Linked DNA regions of Homo sapiens: region 2 is linked to region 1. A link is a contact called in ENCODE Hi-C or POLR2A ChIA-PET data. All regions are on one chromosome and are shown on one strand. Each heading gives the region's core, a stretch centred on a gene start or an enhancer-like site at or near the end of the contact. The rest is flanking DNA. Distances are from core to core; before and after follow the strand shown.

Evidence for each region. Hi-C counts contacts between places; a loop is a spot of excess contacts on that map. ChIA-PET counts read pairs that join two places held with the same protein, here RNA polymerase II (POLR2A). Pooled maps may share reads with other maps.
Region 2: a pooled map shows a loop between it and region 1 (2.2-fold over the local background). The contact joins the promoter of TCL1A here to the promoter of VRK1 in region 1. A Hi-C loop is called at or near these places in 1 of 37 single-sample maps with no recorded cell type and 2 of 50 pooled maps. POLR2A ChIA-PET finds 5 or more read pairs at or near these places in 1 of 52 experiments (WTC11).

The regions. Positions count from the first base shown.
Region 1 is chr14:96,795,863-96,798,839 of GRCh38, reverse strand. It overlaps VRK1 (VRK serine/threonine kinase 1), which reads right to left and starts at 1,458. Exons shown (of 13, transcript NM_003384.3): 1 at 1,393-1,458. RefSeq lists an enhancer at 601-1,132 and silencers at 1,077-1,366, 1,377-1,576.
Region 2 is chr14:95,712,724-95,715,700 of GRCh38, reverse strand. It overlaps TCL1A (TCL1 family AKT coactivator A), which reads left to right and starts at 1,576. Exons shown (of 4, transcript NM_021966.3): 1 at 1,576-1,754. The coding sequence starts at 1,635. It overlaps LOC107984703 (a long non-coding RNA gene), which reads right to left and starts at 218. Exons shown (of 3, transcript NR_148060.1): 1 at 1-218. RefSeq lists a silencer at 1,322-1,561 and enhancers at 1,792-1,841, 2,956-2,977.

The DNA.
Region 1 (2,977 bases), core at 209-2,708:
CCCAGAAATTTAATTCCAATCACTACATGCCATTTTGAAGAACATAAACGTAACCTACATAAAATGACTATATAAAGAACCCTTGCTTCCTTCTGAAAATGCTTCAAAATTCTAGATTAAATTCTCCCCCAAAGTATCATGCTCAGCATGTCATAAAGAAAGGTGCCTTTATTGTCAACTCTTGAAAATAAATGCTGCCCTACTTTTTTTTACTCTTGAATTTCAGTCTCAACAGATGGGCAATTCCAGTTTAAAAAAAAAGAAGAAGAAAAGAAAAACACACACACAATAATTAATGAAGTTCTTCAACAGTTCCCTAAAACCAACATCCTCCCAATAGCAAATTGTATTTCCAAGTTGTTCCAAGAAAGGGACACAGGAAAGGGAAGGGAAGAGTCTATACAAAGGAAAACAAAAATGAGTGACTTGAAAGAAAGGACATCAGAAAAATGGGTGGCCTCAACAGGAACCTATAGTGTCTGACTCTGCTGCTGTCTGTCGAATTTAATTCTACCACCTAAGAGTTTTGAGACGAGAACCACAATACTATTTCGGTGGTAGGAAAAACTATGCGTTGCCCCTGAATGGAGCTGCAACAGTAAAGGATGCCACCCTGCCAGGTAAGGACAGAATGAGGAGGAACTGTCAAACGGTTATGAAAGTCCCTTGCAAAACACACAAGCGGCTCTAACTGCCTTGCACCAGACAGACCCTCAAGTACAGGATCACGGGGCCTCCCCGCGATGTGACAGGGAAATAACGGGCGGCCTCGCGGTCCCCAGGCCTGGCTGCTATCCTCAGGGGTCGGCCTCCCCTCTCAGGTCTCAAGTCAAAGGTCACATCCTCTGAGATGCCCTCCCGGATCACCTAACCTAAAGAGCCTCGCCCCCATTCCTCTAGCCCGCAACTGCCTGTCCCGTTTCTAAGAAAGCATTTCCGTATCCGCAAAACATCGCAGCTGCGTGTGTTGTTTCCCTTCTACAGAGTGAGCTCTGCGGGGCAGGGGCCTCGCCTGCGCTGTTCACCCGGAGCCCCGCCTGACAGAACCGGCTTCCCGGTGAGGCCCGAGGCGGCGTTTGCGAGCTCGGCCGCGACACCACGCGCGTCCAGAACGTGGAGCTCAGATGGGGGCCGGCCTGGCCAGTCCAGGCATCCCCGGGGGCGCCTGCGGGGCCTGAACGAGACAAGGAAGGAGCGGACGCCCGCGCAGGCGGAAGCCACGCGGCGGAGCGCGGTCCCGCGGGGCGACCGAGGCTGACGGCGACTCCCGCACCCCGGTGGACCCACAGGCCGCCCGGAAGGCCCAGTGCCGGCCCCAGCCCCGGCCGCCCGCCTCCGCGCCCCCGGCTCGGCGCGCGAGTCCTCGAGCCGTGTCGCCTGCGGCCTCCCTACCCTAAGCCGCAGACCCGTCGCGTTCTGCCCAGTACGAACTTCCCGCCGCTTTCGCCGACTCGTAACTCGGCAGCGGCGCCGGCCCCTTCGCACCCTGCAGTATGGAGCCTTCCCATTGGCTCGGAGGCGACGAGGAGGGGCGGGACGAGTGGTAACGCGAGGCGCGGGGCGGAGGCTACGCTAGCCCCGCGCCTCCCCGGGAATGCCGGGAGCTGTGGTCCAGCGCTCCCAAGGCATCCTGGGAGTTGGAGTCTCTTAGCGGCAAAGGGAGATCCCCGTCCTTCTGCTCCCTGGTCTTCTAGGAAATGTGGTTTACAGCCTTGTTCGTAGTAGCTTGATTTATTAAGTGTATTGGCAGAGAGTTGGGTGTAAAATAAGTTTCCTGTTTCTGTTAGGATTAAATGAAATAATCTATAGGCAGTACTTTAAACTTAGTTGGTGCTCAATAAATAGCAGATAGTGTTAGTATTATTCTGCCCACTCATTGATATGTGTCTAAATCCTACCTGTTTTTCGAAGCCTATTTCAAAGCATATCTCAATGTCTACCTAATCATCTATAGTGTTTCATCTGTAATCAACGTATGCCACAGTTTGCATTGTGTTTATTATTTATTTTTATTTATTTATTTTTTTGAGACGGAGTCTCACTCTGTCGCCCAGGCTGGAGTACAGTGGCACAGTCTCGGCTCACTGCAAGCTCCGTCTCCCGGGTTCACGCCATTCTCCTGCCTCAGCCTCCCGAGTAGCTGGGACTACAGGCGCTCGCCATCACGCCCAGCTAATTTTTTTCTGTTTTTAGTAGAGACGGGGTTTCACCGTGTTAGCCAGGATGGTCTCGATCTCCTGACCTTGTGATCCGCCCGCCTTGGCCTCGCCAAGTGCTGGGATTACAGGCGTGAGCCACCGCGCCCGGCCGCATTGTGTTTATTATAATCAGCTAAGTCTCCATCACCCATGAGGCTGAGAGCTTATTGGGCACTGGGTCATTGTTCTAGGTCAAAATCACTGAAGTCACAGGCAGAGGGAGATTAACAATGAAGCCAATGAAGCGTAAGCTTCAGGACCTCACTTGCGCAGGTCCCTCAATGAGTTTACATAGCTTTGGGGGTTTATTTGTCGATTTTACTTTTCTTTTTCTTTTTTTTAAAGATATAGTCTCACTTTGTCACCCAGGCTGCAATGCATTGGCGCGATCTCGGTTCACTGCAGCCACGACCTCCTGGGCTCAAGCAATCCTCCCACCTCAACCCTCCGAGTAGCTGGGATTACACGCACAGGCCACCACTTCTGGCTAATTTTTGTATTTTTTGTAGAGACAGGGTTTGACCATGTTGCCCAGGCTGGTCTTGAACTCCTGAGCTCAAACAATCCACCCCGCCTCAGCCTCCCAAAGTGCTAGAATTACAGGCATGAGCCACCACACCCAGCTGATTTTTCTTAAAGTAGATCCCCCAAAATTATGTGAGCTTCAGTCCCTACAAAACCTGGAATCACTCTGTCCATTAGACAGGGCAATATTGTGCCTGATGTCTTACATTTTCCCCTCCAGATACCCTCATCTGCTCCAAATACTTCTCCTGCCT
Region 2 (2,977 bases), core at 327-2,826, 1.1 Mb after region 1:
CACAGATCTGATTCTTGCTCCATTGTTTGTGGCATTCTGGATCCTAGGGCCATTGATGAGGCTGGGTCAGTGGCCACACTGGCTCCTGGGTACCCCTTCCCTGGCCACAAAAGTCCATCCCAGCAGCACTATTTAAACTGGACTTATTTCTCACTTCACAGCTCTGGCCTGGGCTGAGACCTCCCCAACAGAGCTTATTAGCGAGCTTGTCATCTTGCTCTGTGGCTATCTAGGTCTGGAGTCAAGAGCCATTCACAGGAAAATCAGCATGAAACCTTTAAGTTTGCATATTAAATATTAACACCACTAAGGGCTACAGTGGAAAAGAGGTTTGCTGAGCTCAAGGGCCCTCACTCCACCCCCAACTTCCCTTGGCTTTTCTCTTCTATGTTGTGTTCCTGGTAAATCCCATTATGTCTCGACTACCTTAGGCCCTCTCAGCCCCTTCTTGGGAATTAGGCTCTCTGGATAGGCAAAGAGGCAGATACCCAGCTGCCAGGTGAATCAGATGTCCTCATCAGATCTCTTAATTTCCACTTTGGTGATATTTCAAAGGATCACAAATTATGTTCTTAGTGCCTGGTCAGAGAACTGGGAAAGAGCTGGAAGATGAGACACCAAACTCCATCCCATGGTGATGTTTGAACCAGGCTGGAGCTGGTTTCACATGTTTTTCATTGTGCATGACTTTCTTAATTGCCTTAGTGGGAATGCGTTACTGCAAAATAAAGTGAAATTGTTTTCCTTATTGCTTGTAATTTACAGAGGGGTGGTTTTGATCATATAAACCAGGCACTTTTCAAATCCATTGATCTTAGGGTGGAAGGAGGGATTTCTTTTTAAGTATTCATTTCGAACTATGCTTTCACTAGTAAACTCAAAGCCCAAGGGCAAAAACCCATGATTCTCCATTTTGTAATAGCTATTAGATGTCCACAGCACATCAGACCTGTGGAAAACGCATGCTTTGTGTATGGAAGAGGGAGAGGGAGCGTCAGGAGTTGTCCTTTGCCAAAAAACGTACTCTGACACTCAAAGGCACAGGCTGGTGGAGATCCAGGGAACCCGGGAAAGCCCAGGCCTAACTCAGGCCCGCGCGGGTCTCTTCTGATCCCATAAGATGAGGAGTGGGTCCTGGCTCTGGGCATCCTGGTGTCGACTGTGAGTTCCCAGCAGAGGCCCAGAGTCCCGGTCCGGCAGCCGAGGGAAGCGGGGGGGTCTTCCAGAAGAAGAAAGGGCCAAGGTCACCCCGGTGCCTCTCCAGCAGCAGCAGAGGGCGGCGGTCGGTGTCGCTGCTGGCCGGGGCCTCGAGGAAGGCGCGGGCCAGCTGGGGCCGGGTCTGCGTTCCCAGGAGCTGCCACCGTTCCAGGGAGCAAGTCAGGCCGGGACGTAGCGCCTGCGCGGGACCCTCACTTGCCACCAAGACCCCCACAAACCCCGCCCCATCCTGCCTTACGCCCCGCCCCAAGGTCGTTCTCCCGACCCGGGGTCCCGCCCCAAGGCCGTCCTCCCGCCCCGCCGCTTGGTGGCGGCCGCATGCTGCCCGGATATAAAGGGTCGGCCCCACATCCCAGGGACCAGCGAGCGGCCTTGAGAGGCTCTGGCTCTTGCTTCTTAGGCGGCCCGAGGACGCCATGGCCGAGTGCCCGACACTCGGGGAGGCAGTCACCGACCACCCGGACCGCCTGTGGGCCTGGGAGAAGTTCGTGTATTTGGACGAGAAGCAGCACGCCTGGCTGCCCTTAACCATCGAGGTACAGCCAGCTTTGGAGCGGATGGCGAGGCAGCAGGGGCAGCCCCTGGGAGCTTGGGATGCCCTAGGAAGGGCGAGGACTCAAGGAGCACTCACTATGGGGCAGGGAGGATCCCCACAGATGAAGCCACTTTGAGCCGGGCTCTGGAGGATGAATAGGAGTTCTCCAGGCAGGGAAGAAGGGTGGGAAAACCGCAAAGGAATGTCGGTCAAAGGGGTGGACCCAGTGCCTGTGGAGTGTGACTATAATGTTGACTACAGCAGGCATTTTCTGGGCTTCGGGGTCCTAATCCTTAAAAATGGGTATCTCTAAGTGACTCATCCATATGGCCGATTATCGGAATCATCTCAGGTGGGTCCCAGAAATCTGTATTTTTAAAAAGAACCCTCAACAGTTTAGGGTCAACCAGGCATAGCAAACACTGGCCTAGAGTGTGAAGTATTTTCCACTACCTCTGGGCTTTATTTAGAAAACAAATTTAACAAGTGATGTCGTAGTATAAGCGCCGGTATTGAATCAATATTGACTTTTTTAATGTGTGATGCCTTAAGATGGGTCCTTAATCCATGTTAAGTTTTTGTTAAAGAAATAGATAAGTCTTTTACAAGTATTTGGATTTACTCAATGAAAAAGAGTCAAAAAATGTTCAAACTCTCTCCAAACATACACTGAAGAAAGCATAAAAATTAAAAAATATATTAGAACACGTATGTCCAGTAGCAATCAAAAATTATTGAGTGTTGACTGTGTCTCTACAGATGGGAAACTGAGGCACAAAAATGTACATTTGTCCGAGGTAAGATTGCTAGTAGGTAATGGGGTTGGAATTCTAGGCTCTTAACCACCACAAAATCTGCATTTTTATTGGCATTTCAATTTTTTAAATATGTTTTTACTTTAAAAATCAAGTTAAATACTTACTTTTTTAAAATCAAAATTTGAAGAAATAATTTGAAGATTCAGTGGATTTCTTTTTTTAAATCTCTGAGAAATCTCTTCTTCAACGTGACACCAAAACCACGAACCAGACAGTTTTTCATAAAATCATGATACATGCTCCACAAAAAATAACCCACTAGCAAACTGTGGGACAGATTTTGCCTCACATCATTGAAAAGGCCAGTATTCTTTTTCTCTCTTTCTTTCTTTGTTGTTTTTTTTTTTTCCTGTAGATACAGGGTCTCGCTCTGTGACCCAGGCTGGTCTTAAACTCCTGGCCTCAA